Regions from separate parts of the Homo sapiens genome. Here regions 2 and 3 are each linked to region 1. A link is an interaction called in ENCODE POLR2A ChIA-PET data of the cell type or tissue named here. Cell type or tissue: Panc1. All regions are shown on one strand. Region 1 has its middle 31 kb from the start of DUSP1. Region 2 overlaps ERGIC1 (endoplasmic reticulum-golgi intermediate compartment 1). Region 3 has its middle 17 kb from the start of SH3PXD2B.

Evidence for each region. Peaks named below come from ENCODE experiments on the same cell type or tissue, not always from the same donor. Only the 100,000 strongest peaks of a DNase experiment are listed, where the experiment ranks them.
Region 2: POLR2A ChIA-PET joins it to region 1 with 6 read pairs; 8 of 35 experiments call an interaction of 5 or more read pairs at or near these places.
Region 3: POLR2A ChIA-PET joins it to region 1 with 5 read pairs; 3 of 35 experiments call an interaction of 5 or more read pairs at or near these places.

The regions. Positions count from the first base shown.
Region 1 is chr5:172,738,654-172,742,653 of GRCh38, forward strand. No RefSeq gene overlaps it. Among named protein-coding and RNA genes, the nearest start is that of DUSP1, 31 kb to the right of the region's middle. In Panc1, no CTCF peak of the experiment used is centred here; a DNase peak (open chromatin) is centred at 2,373; H3K27ac peaks cover 837 bases.
Region 2 is chr5:172,936,845-172,940,844 of GRCh38, forward strand. The region is part of intron 9 of ERGIC1 (endoplasmic reticulum-golgi intermediate compartment 1); the gene reads left to right. Among named protein-coding and RNA genes, the nearest start is that of RPL26L1-AS1, 21 kb to the right of the region's middle. In Panc1, no CTCF peak of the experiment used is centred here; no DNase peak of the experiment used is centred here.
Region 3 is chr5:172,469,141-172,473,140 of GRCh38, forward strand. No RefSeq gene overlaps it. Among named protein-coding and RNA genes, the nearest start is that of SH3PXD2B, 17 kb to the left of the region's middle. In Panc1, no CTCF peak of the experiment used is centred here; no DNase peak of the experiment used is centred here.

The sequences.
Region 1 (4,000 bases):
GGCTAGGAGGTACAGGTGGATAGGGGCTCTCTTTGTTAATCTCGGAACCTGAGGCACCCAATGCAGTTTGGATGTACTTGGGAGTACAATGAAAATACGTGGAAGTGGCCAGGCACAGTGGCTCACGCCTGTAATCCCAGCACTTTGGGAGGCCAAGGCAGGTGCATCACCTGAGGTCAGGAGTTCAAGACCAGCCTGGCCAACATGGTGAAACCCTGTCTTTATTAAGGATACAAAAATGAGCCGGGTGTGTTGGCATGCACCTATAATCCCAGCTACTCGGGAGGCTGAGGCAGGAGAATCACTTGAACTCTGGAGGCGGAGGTTGCAGTGAGCCGAGATCGCGCCACTGCACTCCAGCCTGGGCAACAGAGCGAGACTCCATCTTAAAAAGAAAAAAAAAGAAAAAAATGGAAGTATGTTGACAATCAGAAAAAAGCAATAGGGAAGATACACTTTATTTCATAAAAGAGATCAACAGGTCCTCAACTTCAGACACAAAGATAGGGACAGGTGTGTCCCAAGTACAGGCCAACATCCTCCTGAAGATGGTGCTTTCTCTTCCTACTGGGGCTTCTCCCATGGAGACAAGAGGCAGCCCACAACAGGAATTTAGGGGACGTGCCATTCGCTCAAGAAGGAAATGCCAAAAGTGAGGAGGACAGAAAAGAGTCCCTGCTGTCCTTCCTGTGTCCTGGTGCTGGGTTTACTTGTCTGCGTTTCCCTCTAGACTGAGTTCCTTACATGCGGGGCTAGGGTTGGGGGTGCTTCTCCATCTTTGTCTAGGAAACCCAAAACAATCAATTAAATTCAAGTAGCATTTTTGTCACATTTCTACCCCCTGGGCCTTTTCACTGGGGACAACGGAATGAGTGAGCATTTGGGCATTTGTTCAGAAATATTCACTGGGCTTCCGGGATGTGCCAGGCACAGCTGCAGCTCCCACGCTTGTGAAGTTCACTTGTGCTGTTGCCACTGCCACTGACATCTTAAACCCACTCCACACTGTATGTATTTTGACTTGGGGAATGTTTTCTTTTTTTTTTTTTTTCTTTTTAAAAGAAAATAGTGGCCGGGCATGGTGGCTCACATCTGTAATCGCAGCACTTTGGGAGGCCAAGGCAGGCAGATCACTTGAGGTCAGGAGTTTGAGACTACCCTGGCCAACATGGTGAAACCCCATCTCTACCAAAAATACAAAAATTAGCCAGGCGTGGTGGCGCATGCCTGTAATCCCAGCTACTCGGGAGGCTGAGGCAGGAGAATCGCTTCAACCCAGGAGACAGAAGTTGCAGTGAGCCGAGATCACGTCATTGCACTCCAGCCTGGGTGACAGAGTGAGACTCTGTCTCAAGAAAAAAAAAGAAAACAGATTTCCACTCCTAGGAATATACTAGGTATATACTCAAGAGAAATGAAATTATACATCCACACAAAAACGTGTACACTCACAAATGTTCATAGCAGCATTCTTCATAATAGCAAAAAAAAAATGGAAACAACCCAAATGTCCACCAACCAAAGAATGAATAATAAAATATAGTTTATTCATACAACGATGGAATATTATTTGGCCCTGAAAAGGAATGCAGTACTGATATATGCCATGACATGGATGGCCTTGAGAACATGAAGCTAGGTGTAAGGAAACAGTCACAGAAGGTCACATCTTGTATGATTCCATGTATATAAAATGTCCAGAGTAGACAAAACTATGGAGACATAATTGGATTATCGGTTGCTTACGCTGGTGGTGAAGGGGAAGAGGAGTGACTCCTGATGGGGTAGGGGGTTTCTTTCTGGGGTGATGAAAGTGTTCTTAAACTGATTGTGGCGATGGTTGCACAACTGTGAATATACGAAAAACCATGGAATTGTCCATTTTGCGTGGGTGAAGTATATGGTATGTGATTATATTTCAATAAAGCTGTTATAAAACAAAAAAGAAACAAAATAGAGAATTTCCCCTTTCAAGCACACCAAGTGTCACGGAAATTGATTTCACAACCGAGTGTTCTGCTTTGGTTTATGAGTGGAATTTTTATTTTTCAACAGCTTTGAGCTCATTCTTCAAGTCTCCTTTTCTCAAGGTTTGCTTTGTCCTCAGAAGCCTCCAGTTTCCCTTGCCACCGCCTGTCTCCAGTCCAGGGAACGCTATCTGTGGCCCTTGGCCCACCTCATTCCTCGCCCACCACTGCCCCCACCCCCAGTGCCCACCCTGCCAGGCTGCTGCCAGCTCCCAAATGCCAGAGCTGCCACCTGGGGCCCTGGAGACACCAGGGCCCACACTGTTGTGATGTGTTTGGATGGGGAGTGCGTTCGGTGCCAGCGTTACCAGGCTCGAAGGGTGACTAATCCCGTCTGCATTTTTGGTTTCAGCTGCCTGGCCTGCTCAGCTGGAGAACCCTGCATCTGTCAGCTGTTTTCAGAGAAGCTCACCTCACAGTTGTGGATGCCAGAGCATAAGCCCATTCCCCAGCCCCCCAGCACCACCTACACATGAGTGTGGGCCACAGAAATCGATTGAACACCTACTATGTGCCGGGCACTATTCTGAGGACACAGCAGTGATAAGAAAGAGTACTTGTTCTAACAGAATAACAAAAATACATAGGAAAGAAGGAAGGAAGGGAGGGAGGGAAAAAGAAAGAAAAAGGAAGGAAGGAAGAAAGGAAGGAAGGAAAGGAGGGAGGGAGAGAGGGAGGGAAAAAGAAAGAAAAAGGAAGAAAGAAAGGAAGGAAGGAAAGAAGGAAGGAAGAAAGGAAGGGAGGGAGGGAAGGAGGGAAAGAAAAAAGAGAGAGAAAGAAAGAAAAAGAAAGAAAGAAAGAAAGATCTAGATAATGTTAGAGGCTCTGCTCATCTAAATTAAACAAGGTGAAGTGATCGTGAATACTTAGAAGAACTTCTGATTGAGTGGTTGGTGTGGGGAGGCAGCCTCTCTGGGGAGGTGGCTGAGGACAAACCGTCTGAGTGAAGATCTGGAAAGAGAATGAGCCAACATGGTTCCTGCCTCACAGCCAAGGGGGAAGGAGAAAAAACAAAGTTGGGGCAGTGGGCAGGCCAGGTTTTCCTTTTTAAATGCCACAGGGCCAGGCATGGTGGCTCACACCTGTAATCCTAGCACTTTGGGAGGCCAAGGTGGGTGGATCACGAGGTCAGGAGATCGAGACCATCCTGGCTAACACGGTGAAACCCCATCTTTACTAAAAATACAAAAAAATTAGCCGGGTTTGATGGCATGTGCCTGTGGTCCCAGCTACTCGGGAGGCTGAGGCAGGAGAATCGCTTGAACCTGGGAGGCGGAAGTTGCTGTGAGCCGAGATCATGCCACTGCACTTCAGCCTGGGCAACAGAGCAAGACTCCATCTCAAAAAAAAAGCAACAGGAAACCATTGGGGGTTTTCACTACAGAGGAACAGAATTTGATTTACATTTTTTGAAGCTCACTCTGGCTGCTGGGTGGGGAGTGGACAGGTGTTAGGTAACGGGAAAGTTGGGACCAGGACAGCCTTCAACCCTGGTTCAGGCCCTGCTCTGTCTGCCCCCTACTTCTTCCAGTGGGGCCTGGGCAAGACTCCCCCACTCACTCTGGTAACACTGTAGTGGTTTTGGTTGGGGTTTATTTTTCAGCCTCGGGTTCTTGCTCTGTTGCTAGGCTGAAGTGCAGTGGGCTCAAGCAATCCTCCCGCCTCAGCCTTCCAAGTATCTGGAGTCACAAGCATGACCGATGGCACCCAGCTAACTTTTTTTTTTTTTTTTTTTTTACTTTTTGTGGAGAACAGGATTTTGCTGTGTTGCCCAGGCTGGTCTCAAACTCCTGGGATCAAGCAATCCTCCAGCCTCAGCCTCCCAAAGTGCTGAGATTATAGGTGTGAGCCACTGCACCTGGCCTAACTTTATTTTTTAAAAGGAAATTATGTCATAGCCAAAGGCCATGGGTTTGACGCACAGGTTACATGTGTTTTCTAATCCACATGAACATAAATGTATAACTTTTTTT
Region 2 (4,000 bases), 200 kb after region 1:
AAATTAGCTGGATACGGTGGTATATGCACCTGTAGTCCCAGCTACTTAGGAGGCTGAGGTGAGAGGATCACTTGAGCCCAGGATTTTAAGGTTAGAGTGAGTCATGATCGTGCCACTTCACTCTAGCCTGGGCAACAGAGCGAGACCCTTTCTCTAAAAAACAAAAATCCCCAGAAAACAGACAGAGAGATACAAAGGGTGTCATAAGTCTGGTGCTTACATGAGCCTCAGAACAGTTTTTTGCTGTTCTCTTTGACCACATAAAAGTTAGAAACTCCTGTTCAACAAACGGCACATAACATAAAGCAAAAATCTCACACGCAGCCTGGGAAAAGATACTTGCCATCCAAATGGGAAAGGGGTAGCCTTCAGAATTCATATGTAAAGAACTCCTACAGATCAGTAAGAAAAAGTTAACAACCAAAAAAGCAGACAAGGCCAAGGACCAGCTCTTCACAGAGGAGGTGATATTGGCAGTGAAAAGATGCCCAAGTTCACTAGAAATTGGAGGGATGGGATTTAAAACAAGACTCAATTCAGGCCAGACGTGGTAGCTCACACCTGTAATCCCAGCACTCTGGGAGGTGGAAGCAGGAGGATGACTTGAGGCCAGGAGTTTGAAACCAGCCTGGTCACCGCAGCAAGACCCCCTCCCTACAAAAGAAAAGTTAAAAAATTAGCTAGACATAGTGGTGCATGCCTGTAGTTTCAGCTAGTTGGGAGGCTGAGGTGGGAGGATTGCTTGAGCGTGGGAGGTTGACACTGCAGTGGGCCATGATGGCGCCACTGCCCTCCAGCCTGGGCAACAGTGAGACCCGGTCTCAGAAAAATAAAAAAATTAAAAGACCCAGTTGAATCCTATTGGACTGACAGAAATTGAAAACTTGCCCGGCTCACACCTGTAATTCCAGGACTTTGGGAGGCCGAGGCGGGCAGATCACCTGAGGTCAGGAGTTCAAGACCAGCCTAGCCAACATGACAAAACACTACTAAAAATACAAAAATTAGCGGGGCATGGTGGTGGGCGCCTGTAATCCCAGCTACTTGGGAGGCTGAGGTGGGAGAATTACTTGAACCTGGGAGGGAGAGGTTGCGGTGAGCCAGGATCACTCCAGTGCACTCCAGCCTGGGCAACAGAGTGAGACTCCGTCTCAAAAAAAAAAAAGAAAGAAATTGAAAACCTGCTACTACAAAGATTGGGAAGATGTGAAGCCCTGGGAACCCACATGTGCTATTGGTGTGCAGGGACATGGGTACAGCTACCCTGAGGGGAGATGCACAAACCCCAGGACCCAAAAAATCAGGGGATTTGTGAGCAAATGATTTAACCCAAGACCCCGCAGGGTAGCACACCCCAAGTGGGTCTTGGTGCTGATTCTTACTGCAGCTCTCCTACTCCACACCCACGATAAGCCACACACAAAGATACAAGTAGGTTCCCTGGTGCCTCCATGAAGGTCTAGACCACTCCTCAGAGGCCCTAGGGTCTGTACATTGACTATAGCAGAGAAACCCCCTCCAGCCATGCCTCACAGTAGGGTTCAGAAGGCTCTTTTCTGTCCCCGTTTCTGTTTGCTCCTGTATGGAAAGCAGCTGAGACTCTGGGCATTACAATCATTTGGCAATGGCCGGGCACGGTGGCTTATGCCTGTAATCCCAGCACTTTGGGAGGCCGAGGCGGGGGATCACTTGAGGTCAGGAGTTCAAGACCAGCCTGGCCAACATGGCAAAACCTCGTCTCTAGTTAAAATACAAAAATTAGCTGAGCATGGGGGTGGGCACTTGTAGTCCCAGCTACTCGGGAGGCTGAGGCCGGAGAATCCCTTGAAACCCAGAAGGCGGACGTTGCAGTGAGCTGAGCTGATGCCACTGCACTCCAGCCTGGGTACCAGAGCGAGACTCTATCTCAAAAAAAAAAAGAAAAAAAAAAAGAAATCGGCCGGGCACGGTGGCTCACGCCTGTAATCCCAACACTTTGGGAGGCTGAGGCGGGCGGATCACCAGGTCGGGAGTTTGAGACCAGCCTGACCAACATTGTGAAACCCCATCTCCACTAAAAGTACAAAAAATTAGCCGGGCATGGTGGCACATGCTTGTAGTCCCAGCTACTTGGGAGGGTGAGGCAGGAGAATTGCTTGAACCTGGCAGACAGAGGTTGCAGTGAGCCGAGATCACGCCACTGCACTCGGGTCTGGGCGATAGAGTGAGACTCCATCTCAAAAAAAAAAAGAAAAAAGAAATCACTTGGCAAGTGGCTGAGAAATGAAGCAACTTCATTTATTCACTTAACATTTGCTAGAATTCACTATGTTCCGGCCCCCGTAGCAGGCACCAGGGTCAGCTGAATCATACGCAGTCCCTGCCTTGAAGGAGCCCCCTGCTGGAGGGGCAGATGAGTGAGCACAGGGAGCTGTGACCGGCTCTAGTGGAGATGTGCGCCAGACACTGCAGGCAAACAAGAGGGCGCCATCCCCTTTGTTTGGGAAGCTCTAAGAATAGAACCCTGTGATGGGCCTTGAGCTGAGGAGGAAGGGCCCGGGAAAGGGAATGCTATGCGCAGAGGCGCCCAGTATAACATGTCGTATGAAGTCCATGCCACCCCCTTTGGCAGGTGACAAACTCCCCAGTGAGCCGCTGACCTTCTGAGAGCAGGAGGCTCCAAGAAGCCACGGGGAAGACCCTTCCTTCGTCAGAGACCCAATGCCTCTATGACTCCTCCTTCTCTTCCTGTCCTTGGCCACCAGCCTGTCCTCCATTTCTGCCCCATCCACCTCTGCTCAAGCGTGGGCTGGCAAAGCCCTGGGCTTGTGGGCCACACTGCTGCAGGGAACCTCCTGACATCATTAGCCTGGTGGTTCTTCTGAAGGCCCTGTGCCACCACCTTGGTTGCCATGGTAACCGTGGGGTCAGCTCTGAAGGAGCCAGCCGGCCGGCTGTCCCTGGCAGATGGCGTCATTGTGGAGCTTCAAAGGCCCTTGTCACAGGGCAGCAGATGTGGGGATGACGCCAGCACTCAGACACACACGTACACACACGGCACAAAGATCCCTGGGAGCCCTCGGAGGGCGGGGTGGGGCCAGGATGGAAGTGGAGGCACCTGCTGTGGCTTCTCTTTCTCTCTTTTTAAAAATCAAACACTTGCGTGCAAAGCCCCTAAACGGCAAATGGGGGCCTCTGCAAATAGCTCCTTAGAGGGGCTGCAGATGAAGAGGGGCTTAGGTCGGGATGTCGTCATGTGGCGGCTGCGGGGCTGGGAGGCAGCTGTGGGTGGGCTGGAGGGAGGGAGGGTAGAGGCAGATGGGGCCTCCCAGATGCATTGCCAAGTGTTTAGTACCTGGCTGCTTCCAGGTTGCCCCCTCCAGGGTCTCATTGTCCCAAAAGGGCTTGTTTATCCCTAGCCTACAACAGTTTTTCCTCCTGGAAGTCTTTAGCCAGGCTTCTTGGAGCTTCTCTCTCTCGGCACGTGGGGCACCTTGCTCAGAGCGATGCTCTGTGCTATATTAGAACATTCCAGCGCCAAGGGAATAAACAGATTGTGTTTGACGACATGCAAGTAATCCCCTCCAAAGTGCTCCCCTCCCACACACACATTTGTCCTGTGCCACTTGCTGTAGCTCCCTTTTTGAGATTGAGATTGCCTTCAAGTGGGTTGTGGTGACAGACTGGAGGGCTTCAGAGGTGTCAGATCTCTTTCCTTGCATGGTTTATTTTATTTTGGAGGAACAGCCAGAAGTCACAAAGTGCCAGTTGGGCCAGTATGACCGGGATGGTTTTTGCCCACCAAGAAGTACCGGATGGCGATGACACCCTCCCATTGCGTGCTACTCAAAACCTGTCATTCTTGGAGAGTTGCGCAGCTCCCTTAACTCAAGTGGTGCTCAGGGCCCTTGGCCAGGGCTTAACCTGGGTATGAGGGAGAGTTGCTACAGGGAGCCTCACCCACAGACGTTCCTCTCTGCTGCCCTCTTTCATGCTTTCTAACCTGGGGACTAATCCCCCA
Region 3 (4,000 bases), 270 kb before region 1:
TATGATAAGTGATTTTGATTTTTTTTTTTTTTTTGACAGAGGCTCACTTTGTCTCCCAGGCTGGAGTGCAGTGATGCAACCTTGGCTTGTTGCAACCTCCACCTCCCGGGTTCAAGAGATTCCCCTGCCTCGGCATCCCAAGTAGCTGGGAGGGACTACAGTCACGCACCACCATGCCTGACTAATTTTTTTTTTTTAGTAGAGATGGGGTTTCACTATGTTGGCCAGGCTGGTCTCGAACTCCTGACCTCAAATGATTCACCTGCCTTGACTTCTAAAGTGCTGGGTATTACAGGTGTGAGCCACTGCGCCCGGCCTGATAAGTGATTTTTGATTGAAACTTGGACATTTTGGGTATCATAAGACTCTGGATCTTATTTAAATTGTAGGTTTTAGCAGGCGTTTTCTGACGTTGTTGTAGAGGATGTAGGGGCCTCTTCCTCGTTACTGCCAAGTGAGGGTGGAAGTCCAGGTTTTCCACTTGGCTTATGTTTATGCCTGAAGCAGGGGGCTTCTTGTTACTGCTGGGCAGGGTGGGAATTCCATTTTCCCATGTGGCCTCCACTGCCACTGTGTATATGGGGTGGTCTCGTCATTGCTGAGTAGTGGTAAATGTCCTGACTCTCCTCAGGTCTCCTCTGACACCACCCCGGTAGGGAGGTCGAGGAGCACCTTGTTACCACGGGTGGGCTGGATGGAGTCCAGACTCCCCCATAGTCTCCACTGACACAATGGAGGAGGCCTCAGGACCACCAGCTTCCTTCTGGGTCTCTCCGACACTGCCCTGGTGGTGCAGTAGGGGAGGCTTGCTACAGCTTGGCCAGGGTGGAAGGCCAGGCCCTCCCCTTGGCCTTCGTGGGCATGGGCAGTGTTTTCTGTGGAGCTGGGCTAGAGCAGAGTGGTTATTATCTAAACATTTCCTGTCTTGCCAAGCTGCCCCTTGTCCGGTCTTCTAGTTAGAGAGTGCAGGCTCTTCTTGGAGCTTCTTCAGTCGACCCATTGACGTTTCTGGGTTTCTAGCTTGTCTAGTATTCAGTTTGGGAACAACCCAGAGAGCCCACCACCCTGCTGTTAGTTGGGTCCTAACATTCCAGCTGGTCTGCCTTCTTCTCTCCACCTTCCAGAGTCTTCTTACATTTGTTTTATATCAAATATCTAGGATTTTTTTTTGTATTTAGTGGGAAGAAGAGGGAAAAACATATTTATTCCATTTTTCTGGAAATTCTAGAACAAGGTTCTTTTCATTTTGTACCTATTGAAACCCTCAAATGATTACTTCACCTGCTGGGTTCTTGGGAGGATTCAAGATGAGGCACAGAAAGTGTAGAGCAAACAGTAAGTGCTCAAATAAAGGTCAAGAGGAGAAAGAGATGTTGCAATTCTCTCTTTTTTTTTTTTTCCAGAGTCTTGCTCTGTTGCTCAGGCAATGGTGCAATGGTGCAAAATTGGCTCACTGTAACCTCCACCTCCTGGGTTCAAATGATTCTCCTGCCTCAGCCTCCTGAGTACCTGGGACCACAGGCATGTGCCACCATGCCTGGCTATTTTTTTTTTTTTTTAATTTTTAGTAGAGACAAGGTTTCACCTTGTTGGCCAGGCTGGTCTCGAACTCCTGGCCTCAAGTGATTCGCCCACCTCGACCTCCCAAAATGCTGGAATTACAGCTGTGAGCCACCACGCTTGGCCCAGCATTCTTATTCTTACTGTTTTGTTATTTTGGAAGCACTAGTAGTTAATTCCCTGTTCATTCAAGCTACTGCTAGATAACAGTAGGTCTGAGGTTTTGAATTATTGATAAGTACTATTTTATCTTCCCTGACATAAACTTGTTTGAGCTTTCTGTCTGATTTCTCTTCCTGTCCCGCTCCCTCATGTAAATGACAACCATTTTGATTGAGCACCTTCTGTGTGCCAAATGTATACTCCAGCCTTGCTTCCATCTCTCATACACGCAGAAACCCTGAACCGTTAGGAGGGACTTCTTAGATCTTGGGCTGCGTTGGGGGATTTGGGAGAGGAGTCAAAGAGGTGGGGTTTTGCCCTGGATGGGCTGCTGTCAGGAAGCAGGGATAATTCAGAGTCTAGTAATACTTTTTATCTAGGAGGCAGGGGGAAAAGAGCCCAATTGCTCAGCTTGGGCGGGAGGGGAATACGTGCTGTTTAGGGCATTGCCCAGGGTCTTGGTTTTTGTCTCTGCAGGGCACAATTAAGGAGTGGTCTTTTTTTGTTCTGTGTCCTCACCTTCACAGTGTCCTCATCTGACATTGCTATTCTGTGAAACTGTGTGTGTTCAGGATGCCGTGGCACAGCCTGGCTGGAAGCAGGAGGCCAGCTACCAGCTTTTGGTGTCAGGACTGCTTCTTTCTCTTTCTCTTTCTTTCTCTCTTTTTTTTTTTTTGAGACAGATTCTCCCTCTTGTTGCCCAGGCTGGAGTGAAGTGGCACCATCTCAGCTCACCGCAACCTCTGCCTCCTGGGTTCAAGCGATTCTCCTGCCTCAGCCTCCCAAGTAGCTGGGATTACAGGCTCCTGCCACCATGCCTGGCTAATTTTTGTATTTTTAGTAAGGACAGGGCTTCACCGTGTTGGCCAGGCTGGTCGTGAACTCCTGACCTCAGGTGATCTGCCCTCCTTGGCCTCCCAAAGTGCTGAGATTACAGGCGTGAGCCACCGCGCCTGGCCAGGACTGCTTTTTTCTTTTACTTTCTTCTTTAAATCCTGCTCTCCTCAGGGGGCTTAGGTTTAAGAAGGAAAAGTCTTGCTTCAAATCTCCCAGGGGCAGGGAAGCCCAGAGTCAGCTCCCTGGTTGAATGTGGGGAGAAAAATATTTCTGCTAGGAGGAAACAGGAACTCAGGTGTAGACATGTGTTTCTGGCCTCATGGGCTTAGATGGTTTCTGCTAAGCCTAACCAGGGCCTTAATGTCAGGAATGGGAGACCTTACTAGAGAACCAAGGTTCAGAGAAGGGAAATGCGTGGTCCAAGGTAACACAGCCAGCAAGGGCTAAACCTGGATTCCAAAACATAGTTATTTAGTTTAGGAGAGTCATTTTATGCTGAGAAGGAGGATAGTATCATTTATACTGATGCTGTGAGTCAGTCACAGGCCTTTCTGTGCTGAAAAACAGTGCAACAAAATAGGCAAAGCAGAAGAAAGACATGGAAATAAACCTAAGAGGGGGGCAGCTTGCTAAACCTCCATCCCATTCTTTGCTAAATAGACAAGAAATAAATCCAAGCATGGAGCAATGTTCTTGGCCATTTTAGAGCAGTGAATGAGCTCAATGGGCCCTCCTCTGCCCAGCGTACATCTGCAGGTCTGTCGGTCTTTTGCGCACAACTGGGATGTTTATTACACTGCTATGAGCTCCATGGATCTCAAGGGAAGAGCCCCTGAAATGGAGGACTTTAATTATAAACGAGCCCAAGCTTAGGAATCAGAGTTAAATTGAAATCCAAGCCCCATGCCTCTGGTTGTGTGACTGTAGGCAAGTTATTGAACATCTCTGAGCCTTAGTTTCCTTGTCAGTAAAAAGAGGATCACAAAAGACATATCTTGCAGGGTCCCGGGGACTGAATGAGAGAATTCATGGAAAGGGCTCAGCATAGATCCGTGTATACAGCAAGCCCTCAGTGGATGGTGGCTGTTACCATTGGAGCTATAAGGTGGAGTTAAGAGACACACATTCAATTTTGTACTTTGCAAATAAAGAATAAATCTTTTTTTTTTTTTTTTTTTTTTTTTTTTGAGACAGAGTCTCGCTCTGTTGCCCAGCCTGGAGTGCAGTGGCGCGATCTCGGCTCACTGCAAGCTCCACCTCCCAGGTTCACGCCATTCTCCTGCCTCAGCCTCCTGTGTAGCTGGGACTACAAGCACCCGCCACCACGCCTGGCTAATTTTTTTTGTGTTTTTAGTAGAGACGGGGTTTCACTGTGTTAGCCAGGATGGTCTCGATCTCCTGACCTCATGATCCGCCCCCCTTGGCCTCCCAAAGTGCTGGG